Linked DNA regions of Mus musculus: region 1 is linked to region 2. The links are chromatin contacts, found by Hi-C or POLR2A ChIA-PET in ENCODE. All regions are on one chromosome and are shown on one strand. Each heading gives the region's core, a stretch centred on a gene start or an enhancer-like site at or near the end of the contact. The rest is flanking DNA. Distances are from core to core; before and after follow the strand shown.

Region 1 (5,059 bases), core at 1,778-4,277, 38 kb after region 2:
CCAACTCCAATTTTGGAGGTTGACCTTGAACTCCTGACCATCCTGTCTCTACCTCTGAGTGCTGGGGTGACAGGCGTGTGCTGCCACACAGAGTTTATGGGATGCTAGGGATTGGACCAAGTCTTTGTGATTGCTAGGCAAGTAGCCCCATCCCTGGCCCCTATACTGTAAAGATGAGGGAAAGGGGTAGGGTATGTTGGCATCTGGCCAGCAAGATAGGTCAGTGATGACTAAAGTTCAGTGTCATGGTAGAAGGAGAGAACCAACTCTCAAAGATATTATCTTAAGTCCCTGTGCCTGCTATGGCACACATGTGTGCACACAAGCACGCGTGCTCGCGCACACACACACACACACAGAGTTTTTTTTTTAACTTAAATATCTTAGCATGCCAGAGGCAGACCTAGGATTCAAACCCAGGCCTGATTCTACCAAATAGCCTCTTAAAAATTAGATCATAGCAAGGCCCAGTGGTGCACACCTATCATTTCAGCACACAGGAAGCTGAGATAGGAGGATGGCCATGAGTTTGGGGCCAGCCTGGCCTACAAAGGGAAACTCTGTTTCAAAACAATAAAATTACAGGAAATGAATAGAACATCCCCAAGCCTAATAAAACAGTTTTCAGGGCCACCCGTTTGAGACTGGTTCATCATATGCAAAAGCCCCATGTGTCTTTGGGGTTGAGAGTGTCTGACTTTCTGGGGTGCATAGTGGAGGGAGAAATCCAACCTGGGTTTGAGTTCCAGGTTTCCCTGGGCTGGGATGGGCTGTACTATACTGTGCAGCCTTGGGCAAGCCCCAAACCTCTCTGATCAGTACCTAGCTCAGCCTCAGTCATGGGCAGGAAGCGGTCCACCAGCTTCTCCGACTTGCCCAGCACCATGTCCATGGCTTGACTCATGGAGCGCCTCAGCTCCCCACTCCAACGCCGGCCCCTTTGGGCCAGGTCCACCATGCCTGTGACACTTTTGGCCACTGTATCCTTGGCTGATGTCACCACCTGCAGGAAAAATGGGGTCACTCTGGATGCTGTGGGCTAGTGACTCTGTTTACCCCTAACAGTCCTTGAGAAGAAATCTCAAAGATCTCTGAACCTTAGTTCTGTGCTTCAGTTTCCCTCCATTAAATAGACAGCCCTAAAGCCCTCCCCCTCTGGGCAGCCAGAGCCAATGCCCAACCTATTTGATACATCATACATGCCTGATTCCCTCCAAGTTCTCACTCTCCCTCACTCTTCACCCTAAGGGGTGCCCCAAAGGCCTGGTCATCTCTAGTACCATGTCTGATGGCTGCTGCAGGAAGGGCAGCTTCTCTTCCAATTTGTCTAGTCCCCTGCAGGCAAGATCATTCACTGTGGCCACTGAAGAGAGAGGGAGAGCAGTGGGCAGGTGTGAAGCTTTCTGACAGGAGGGACATGGCAGAGAAGGTGAGACCACAGGGGATCTGTGGCATTCTAGCAATTGAGCCCAGTTTCTCCCATCCTCTGCTGGGTCTCTCAGTTCAACCGGACTCAGAGTCTTGGGAACAACAGAAAAGTTGGGAGCCCACAGGGAACTACTTCTTCAGTCACACAGTCAGTCAAGGGTTTCTTGTCAAGTCAGGTGGGAGCTCTGAACCAGTGACCTGACCTTAGGAGACAAGGATGACCCCGAAGGTTGGAAAGGGCAGGGGGGTGGACAGAATTAGGGACCTAGAGAGGACCCAAGAAGGGATTTGGACTCACTACGTGTGGAGTCGATCCCAGCACAGCATAAACCGTGTGGTGGTGCATCATCCCAGCACTCAGAAGGCTGAGGCAGGAGGATTGCTGAGCATTTCAGGCCAATCTGGGCTACAGAGCAAAACCCTAACTCAGAAATTTTTTAAAAAGAGAGGTGTGGGGAAGCATTTGTGAATGGGCCTGGGAGGGACACCTGGTTCTGAAGATAGCAGAGACTGACTACAGACCAAGGTGGTAGGGACTATGGTAGGGACTTAGACTCACACTGGGGCTGCAGGTGCTCCAGCAGTGGCTGTGCGTGGTCCAGGGCACAGGTAGTCACACTACACACACAGTGCTCAGCAAGGCGGCAGGCGGAGCCCAGCAGCGGGTGCCTGTCCTTGGCCGAGTTGTAAGCACTGGACACGGCAGTGCACGTGGCCTTGACCAGGGGCAAAGCCACCACTCGATTCACCACATTCTGCAGAGAACAGTTACATCAGGGCACAGCCATACCCCGATTCCCTTCATTGTGCTAGGCTGGGGGACACAAAGCAGGTCGCCTACCAAAGGCTGCAGCATGCAGCACACACACAGCAACAGGGCAACTTCTGGACCTACAGATGAGGCCAGGGCGGGAAGGGGGGCTGTTTGGGTGACCTGCACACAGGTCTGGAGAAAGACCTGACTGCTTGGGGCCTTAGTTTCCCCACAGGTGTAATTGTACCCTAAGTTTGATGCTATCACTGTAGTGACTACAATAGGTGACACCTGGAGCTATGAGAAGGGACTGGACCTTGGTCGGGCAGGGACCCAGCCACGAACCCCCCAGCCCCCTGCTGTCGTCCTTCTTTACCTGCTGGTCCAGTTCTCCCAGGCTGGATCCAGGGTCCTGAGCTGTCTGATCACCGGACATTCTGGGGGGAGGGGGGGGTAAGACACAGAAAGAGAGGGAAACCCTGAGAGTCAGCCCTGTGGAGTATTCTGGGGTCCATCAGCAAGGCATGTACAAGGCCCAACACACAGAAGGTATACAATGAAAAATCTATGACTTTGTGGGAGGACAGGCGTGGGCCCTGGTGGGACGAGGATGAGTTCAAATGTCATTACCTGCTGTGTGGCGCTAGGGTGGTGTCTTCACCTCTCTGGTCCATTTCCAGTAGGGACAGACCCGCACACCAGCCCCCGTTGCAGAGGTGGGGGCAGCGGTCAGAGAATCAGATCCCTTTGACGGGCAGGAAAGTTGAGGCAAAGATTGCACGTGGAGCTCCGAGGTCACCCTCAGCTGTCCACGGTGACAGGGACGCTGACCTCAGGGCTCATGCCCTATGTATCCCCACCATGGCCGTCCCACTGTCCTCTGCGCCTGGGCCCCGCCCAACTGGGTCCTGGGCCCGGGCCCACTGGGCCAAGGGTCCTGCCACCTGCTGTGCCTGTGGCTCCTCGCATTCACCCCCGCCACTTCCACCCTGCCGAGTTTGGGTCAGGGCCATCCCTACCCCACCCTCTACCCTCGCCTGCGCCCTCACCTGGGTGCAGAGCTCAGATCCCGCGTGTATCCGCCCCCCGGCGCTCCCACCTGAGTCAGCCCTCCGTCCTTATAGCAGGTCTGGGTGGGGCCTCCGCACGCGAGCCAATGAGGCGCCGCCGGGGGTGGATCTGGAGCTTCCCCGCCCCCCACAGGCGCCATGGTTGCCATAGCGGCTCAGGGACGCTGAATCCTGGTCCAGTCACCATGGCTGACCTCAGACTAGGACTGAGGACTTTCTTTTTGTTGTTGTTGTTTGTTTGTTTGATTGGTTGGTTGGTTGGTTGGTTGGTTTTTGGTTGGTTGGTTGGTTGGTTTTTTCGAGACAGGGTTTCTCTGTATCGCTCTGGCTGTCCTGGAACTCACTCTGTAGACCGAACAGGCTGGCCTCGAACTCAGAAATCCGCCCGGCGACTGAGGACTTTTCTTCTTCTTTCTCCTTCTCCTTCTCCTTCTCCTTCTCCTTCTCCTTCTCCTTCTCCTCTTTTTTCTCCTCCTCCTTTTTTCTCCTCCTCCTCCTCCTTCTTCTTTTGTTGTTTTTTTTTTGTTTTGTTTTGTTTTGTTTTTTGTGACAGGTTTTCTCTGGCTATCCTGGAACTCATTTTGTAGATCAGGTTGGCCTCGAACTCAGAAATCCACCTTGCCTCTGCCTCCCAAGTGCTGGGATTAAAGGCATGAGCCACCACGCCCGGCGACTTTCTCATTCTTCAGTCTTTTCCGTTTGTTTTGTTTGATTCAGACTCTCTCTCTGTAGTCAAGACTTGACCAGAACTCACTATATAGCCCAGGATAGCCTCAAAGTAACCACATAGCCAAGGATGACCTTGAACGCACCACCCAGTGGCTAAGACAACAGATGTGCCACACCACACATGTTTATGTGGTGCTGGGCGTGAACCCAGATCTGTGGGTGCTCGGCTGACTGCCTTCTGAGGCCCACTTCCTTTGTTATTATTATTATTACGTCTATGTGTCCTGGTGTTTTGTTGATATGTTCCATCTGTCATGATCCACAGATGCCTGATCCCCACAGAGGCCAGTAAAGTTGACAGACCCCCTGTGACTGGAGTAACATGTGACCTTGAGCTATCATGTGGATGCTGGGACTGGAACTCCAGCCTGAGCTGTTAAGCCATGGGTGGTCTCTCTGGCCTCCATCTTATTTTTAATCTGCTGTTTAATCCTGAGAGCTGTTAAGCCTGTCAGTTCTGACCCCATTTTACAGATCAGCAAACTGAGACCCAAGTTTTAACCCACTCTCCCCAGCTCCCTCTGCAGGACTGGGGTGAGAAGCCTAGTTTTGCCCAGTCATATGCTTGTCACCCAGAGCCACAAGGTGGAGACAGGAGAATCATGAGCTCAAATCACCCTAGGCTTATAGCAAATTTGAGGCCAGCCTGGGCAATATGAAACCGGGCCTTTAAAAAAAAAATCCACACCCCTGCCTCTCAATGGGCAGAGTCCCTCTGTCTAGGGGGTGAAAAAAACTAAAGCTGGGTTGTGATGCAGGACTTTAATCCCAGCACTCAGGAGGTAGAGGCAGGAGGACCTCTGACTTTGAGACCAGCCAGCTTACAGAGCAAGTTCCAGGAGAGTCAGGGCTATACAGTGGGAAGGATCTGGAGAGCAGTCACTGTCAGTAAAGTGCTTATCACTTATCATGTAAGCCGGAAGACCTCAATTTGACACATTTGTCATGTGTGACACTGGCTCATGTGTGTGACCTCAGCTCTGGGAGGCAGAGGCAGAGAAAGAGGCAGAAAGATCCCGAGGCTCTCAGCTGGCCAGTCAGAGATTTTTTATTTATTTATTTTCCCGAGACAGGGTTT
Region 2 (4,985 bases), core at 1,732-4,231:
AAAGGTCCTGAGTTCAAATCCCCCGGCAACCACATGGTGGCTCACAACCATCCGTAATGAGATCTGATGCCCTCTTTTGGAATGTCTGAAGACAGCTACAGTGTACTTACATATAATAAATAAATCTTTTAAATAAATAAAATGTTCCAAGACATGGTATTTTAGTCCTTTGGCGGGGGGCGGGGGGGAGCCAGTCACTGGTGGCACATTCCTTTAAATCCCAGCACTCAGGAGGCAGAGGCAGGCAGAACCTGGTCTATAGATTGAGTTCCAGTTTCTTGAGAAAGAAAAGACAGAGAGAGAGAGAGAAAGAAAGAAAGAAAGAAAGAAAGAAAGAAAGAAAGAAAGAAAAAGATAGATTGTGGGGTTTTTTGTTTGTTTGTTTTTGTTTGTTTGTTTTTTAATTTGTAGACTTGCGTTTTACTATGGAGACCAAAATGGCCTTGAACTCACAGAGATCTACCTGTCCCTACCTCCTGAGTACTGAGATCATAGGTGTACACCACCAAGTTCCCCACTATATATGTCAGCGGGAAGGCAGCCAGAGAACCAAGAAGGAGCTTTATTCCTTTGAGACAGGGTCTCTCCCTGAACCTAGAGCTAGGCAGGACACAAACCCTAGCCAGCCATCCTTCATCTCTACCTCCCAGAATTCTGGGCAATTCTCATGCTTCCCTCCTGAATACTGGGAGGACAGGCTTAAGTGAGCCAGTTCTCTGTCAATTTTTTAGGTCCTGAGACGTCCCTACAGCCTAGACATGCCACCTTTATTAGTTTTCCTTTGAGATCATACATAGATTAAAAAAAAACCCACAAGAATACAAACAGTTCTTTATGTGTGAGTCCACATAAAGTGGAAGCTCCAGGAACCCCAAGGACCAGACACAGTCCAAGATACGGAAGTCACGTGCTGGTGAGACGGCTCAGTGGGGTAGGAGCACTTGACTGCTCTCCCGAAGGTCCTGAATTCAAATCCCAGCAACCACATGGTGGCTCACAACCACCCGTAATGAGATCTGATGCCCTCTTCTGGCATGTTTGAACACAGCTACAGTGTACTTATGTATAATAATAAATCTTTAAAAAAAAACTTTAAAAAGATAGGGAAGTCACTAACCCTTCCTGGCCCCATTGGACATGGTTCATTATGGACCCTATTTTACAGCTAGGGAAATTGAGACACTTGGTATCCAATGTATTTTTTACTCAGCATGGAATAGTTTGTGACATTAAGTACAGTAGGTAATCAACACTGTCAATAAGAGAAATAAGCATCATGGGAATGGGGCTTAGAGAAAAGCTCATCTTCTCTAGCATGCAAAACACCCAGATTCCATCCCCACCACCACATAAGCCTTTGGGAAATAAAGTCAGGAGATCAAAAGTTCAAATTTAGCCTTGGGTACATAGCTATTCAGAAAGTAGTCTGGGCTAAGACCCAGTCATAAAAATAAACAACTACTAAGATCAGTATACATTTAAGTAAAGTAAATATGGCTAGTGAAATGGCTCATCGAGTGAATTACTTTCCCCGTAAGCCTCAGGTGAAAAAAAAATGAGTGGTGGGCTCCACAAAGCTGTCCTCTGATTTCTACACACGCTGTAGCATGTGCGTGCATGCCCACACATAGCACGCAGATTTGTTTTGTTTTGTTTTGTTTTTGTTTTTCGAGGCAGGGTTTCTCTGTATAGCCTTGGCTGTCCTGGAACTCACTCTGTAGACCGGGCTGGCTTCGAACTCAGAAATCTGCCTGCCTCTGCCTCCCAAGTGCTGGGATTAAAGGCGTGAGCCACCACTGCCCGGCAGCACACAGATTTTTAAGGCAGGGCACGGTGGCACACATGTTTGATCCAGAGCTGGGGAGACAGAGGCAAGAGTACATCTGTGAGTTCGAAGCCAGTCTGGTCTATATAAGGAGTTGTCCCCACCCCCCACTCACCAGTGAGGACAGCAGAGTGAGACCCTGTCTCCAAATAAAATTAAGAATAATTAAAATGGCTGGGCAGTGATGGCGCACGCCTTTAATCCCAGCACTTGGGAGGCAGAGGCAGGCGGATTTCTGAGGTCCAGGCCAGCCTGGTCCACAGAGTGAGTTCCAGGACAGCCAGGGCTACACAGAGAAACCCTGTCTCAAAAAAACAACAACAAAAAGAATAATTAAAATGCAAAATGTCAAAGTATAAAGGTGCTGTAAGTATAAAGTGAAAATATGTAATGTATTATAGACAACAAAAAAAGAAAAAAATTTTAAATAATGAAAGTAAACAAGTGAGCTCTGTCCCGCCCCCTTCTCAGCCCTGACCTTTCTTGATCACCGCCCCTTCCTCTGCCAACTCCTGGCGGGAGTTTGCTGAGTTCTGTGGAACTTGTCTTCATGTCCAGCCATTGGTCGAGCTATAGCCAATGGGCTTCATAGTTGCACTGATGCCCTTTTGGAAGGCTGTCGTTAATCCGTCTTCTACGCTGATTGGTTGTTTATATTTCGTCTGGCCGAGTCCAAAGGCCTGTTCAGTACTGTTATGTATGTTCCGGCCTCGCTAGGCCCCGCCCCATCACTGCTTGTCATTAGTTTCAGTCTTCCTTTCACCCACAGGCCACTGCCTCATGCAGCTCTTAAGCCACGCCCCTGTCAAGCCCCTGTCCGTTTTGCGTCTAATTCGTCTAATGCCCTTCACCCCGCCCCACATCCTGACTGCGAGCCACGCCCCTGAGCGATCCCCAACCTAAGCCCCGCCCATCATTCCTCTCTAGGCTCCACCCAGTAGCCGCTTAAACCTTTCGTCTTTTACCTCCGACACCCTCCGCCCCACCCACTGGCTCCTAGTCCACGCCCTTGGCTTCTGCTCCGTTATCCAATCCCGTTAACTAGCTCTGATCCAACCCCTCCCTTTATTGGCCCGCGCGCGTCTCTGTGGTCATGAGCGACGGCGACGGCGGCCCCTAGCCAAGGGAGGGCGGGACTTCCGGTCGTGCTGAACCCAATAAGTAGACGCCGGCCGGCGGCCCGTGCGGACGCCTCCGCCCCTCAGGCGTCCGACTCCCGCCTCTGACTTCGCCTCTCACCGCCGTTGCTGCTTCCCGCGGCCTGGGCCTCCGCCGACAGCATGCCGCACGCCTTCAAGCCCGGGGACTTGGTGTTTGCCAAGATGAAGGGCTACCCGCACTGGCCGGCCCGGGTGAGGCCGCGCGTGGAGTGGACGGGCCCGGCGGAGTTGGCGGCCCCGAGCAGAGGGGCCGCGGGCGGGCGGGCGGGCGGGCGCGCGCGGGGAGGCTGGAATGGAGGCTGAGGAGAGGTTGGGGCTGCTGGCTCAGGTGACTGCACTGTGGTTTTCTGGAGTTGAGGAATCTCCTTCCTCCGGGACCACAGTGCCTGGGGTCTGGTGCGTCTTCGGGGAGGTCCCTGGTCTGAGGGACTTGTGTTCCGCTGTTCCGGATCCTGGCTCTGACCCGTGGTCCTTTGGAATTGAGGTGTGGCAATGTTTTGGTCTGAGTAACCTGCATGGTGAGGTCCTGAGTCTCAGAGACCCACAGTCCTGCAGAGAACGGCCGTGGTGCTAGCCTTGACCTCCTCCGGAACCTGTGTCACTTGGTTTGGTGTCCAGGGCCTGAGAGACCAATGTACCAGAGGTCAGAAATGCGTTTAGGGGATCCCAGGGTCGTGGAGCCTGAGGGATGTAGTGGGGCTCAAAGGGTACATGGGCACGTTGGGATTGGAGTGGAAGGGTCAAATGATGGGAAGAGTCTCTTCCAGAGAGGCTGCGCGTGATGGATGGGGGAGCGGGATACAGCGGAAGGAAAGGGACCTTATCTCTATGACCTAAATGAGGGCAAGGGTTGGAAGAAAGCTTTTCTGGGGACCTGGAGTCCGGCCCTTAAAGGGATTCAGTGGGCTGTATGTAGCTTACCTGAGAACAGGCAGCTTCAAGCTGGAGGTAGGAGGCTTTGAGGTTTCCTGTTTGAGAAAGCTGGAGTCAAGCAGTGTAGATTTTTAGAGCCTGGGTGCGCAGGTGGTAGAATTCTGGCCCTGGCAAAAATTGGCACATACACGGAGACCCAAAGGCTTCTGCTGCCCCCAGGACTTGGGACAGAGATCACTCCAGGGCTGAAGTTAGCTGCATCCATGTGTCAGGACTGAAGGAATTTTTGTTGTGCAGATGGTGGCTAGCGTTGCAAGTCCTGGTGCACATGTTCAGTTGCATAGAAACAGAGTTTTGTTGCCTCTAGGTCTTAGTACAGAGGCTAGATTGGCTGTGTCTGCATGGGGGTGGGAATGGAAGACCATACGGCAGGGAGTTACCATGGGGATGCCAAAGAGCAAGCTCAACAGGAACCAGCCCAGGAGGTAACTCCTAGAGGTCAGGACCAGAGGGCCCCATAAGTTCCTGAGGTGTGGGACCGTTGGGAGAAGCAGCCTGGCAGGGCTCGGCAGGGCAGGTTTGAGGATGCTTCTGCATCTGGTATCCTGCATCCAGCCACCAGGGACCAGAGTTTGAGGAGCAGGCTAGGGAGGATCCAGCCATCCCCCGGCGTTGATGAGGTGGGTGGCTAAACACTGGGAAATCCCACTGTGAGTGGGGTGACTGGGGAGCAAAACTTTACATTGGCCACTGCCCTCACTAGTCTACCTCTGCTCTCTATGAAGCTCTTGTCCCTTCCCCCTTCCCAGCCTTCTCCAGCACTGAGAGAACAGTTCCAAGCACCTGATTGGAGGGGAAGGGGCTACTAGCATCCTGTGGGAAGGTGACTGACAGCTGCTGGAACCCATGGGCTTTCACAAAGAGGGTGGGACTTCCGGGTTGCTCTGGGCCTGGCTCCTTCAGCACTCCACCTCATTCCCCCAAATCTCCATCCCTGTTGCTGCCAGATTTACCTCTGGGACAAGAACAGACTGGGCCTTTTTTCCAGGAGGGGCAGTCATTGGCTAGTCCCGGGAGTGGGGAGAAGCTGAACCTAGGCCCACCCCAGGGGCTTCAGGGGACTATAC

The links. A loop is a pair of places that touch in the nucleus more often than their neighbours do. ChIA-PET counts read pairs that join two places held with the same protein, here RNA polymerase II (POLR2A).
Region 1: a map of CH12.LX shows a loop between it and region 2 (2.4-fold over the local background). The contact joins the promoter of Plin5 here to the promoter of Hdgfl2 in region 2. A Hi-C loop is called at or near these places in 1 of 37 maps with a recorded cell type or tissue (CH12.LX). POLR2A ChIA-PET finds 5 or more read pairs at or near these places in 4 of 5 experiments (Patski and embryonic stem cell).

Annotation. Positions count from the first base shown.
Region 1 is chr17:56,114,271-56,119,329 of GRCm38, forward strand. It overlaps Plin5 (perilipin 5), which reads right to left and starts at 3,028. Exons shown (of 8, transcript NM_001077348.1): 1 at 2,813-3,028; 2 at 2,559-2,619; 3 at 1,988-2,183; 4 at 1,281-1,363; 5 at 823-1,003. The coding sequence starts at 2,856.
Region 2 is chr17:56,076,650-56,081,634 of GRCm38, forward strand. Hdgfl2 (HDGF like 2) reads left to right here and starts at 2,982. Exons shown (of 16, transcript NM_008233.4): 1 at 2,982-3,177. The coding sequence starts at 3,106. It also overlaps a transcript of Ubxn6 not described here.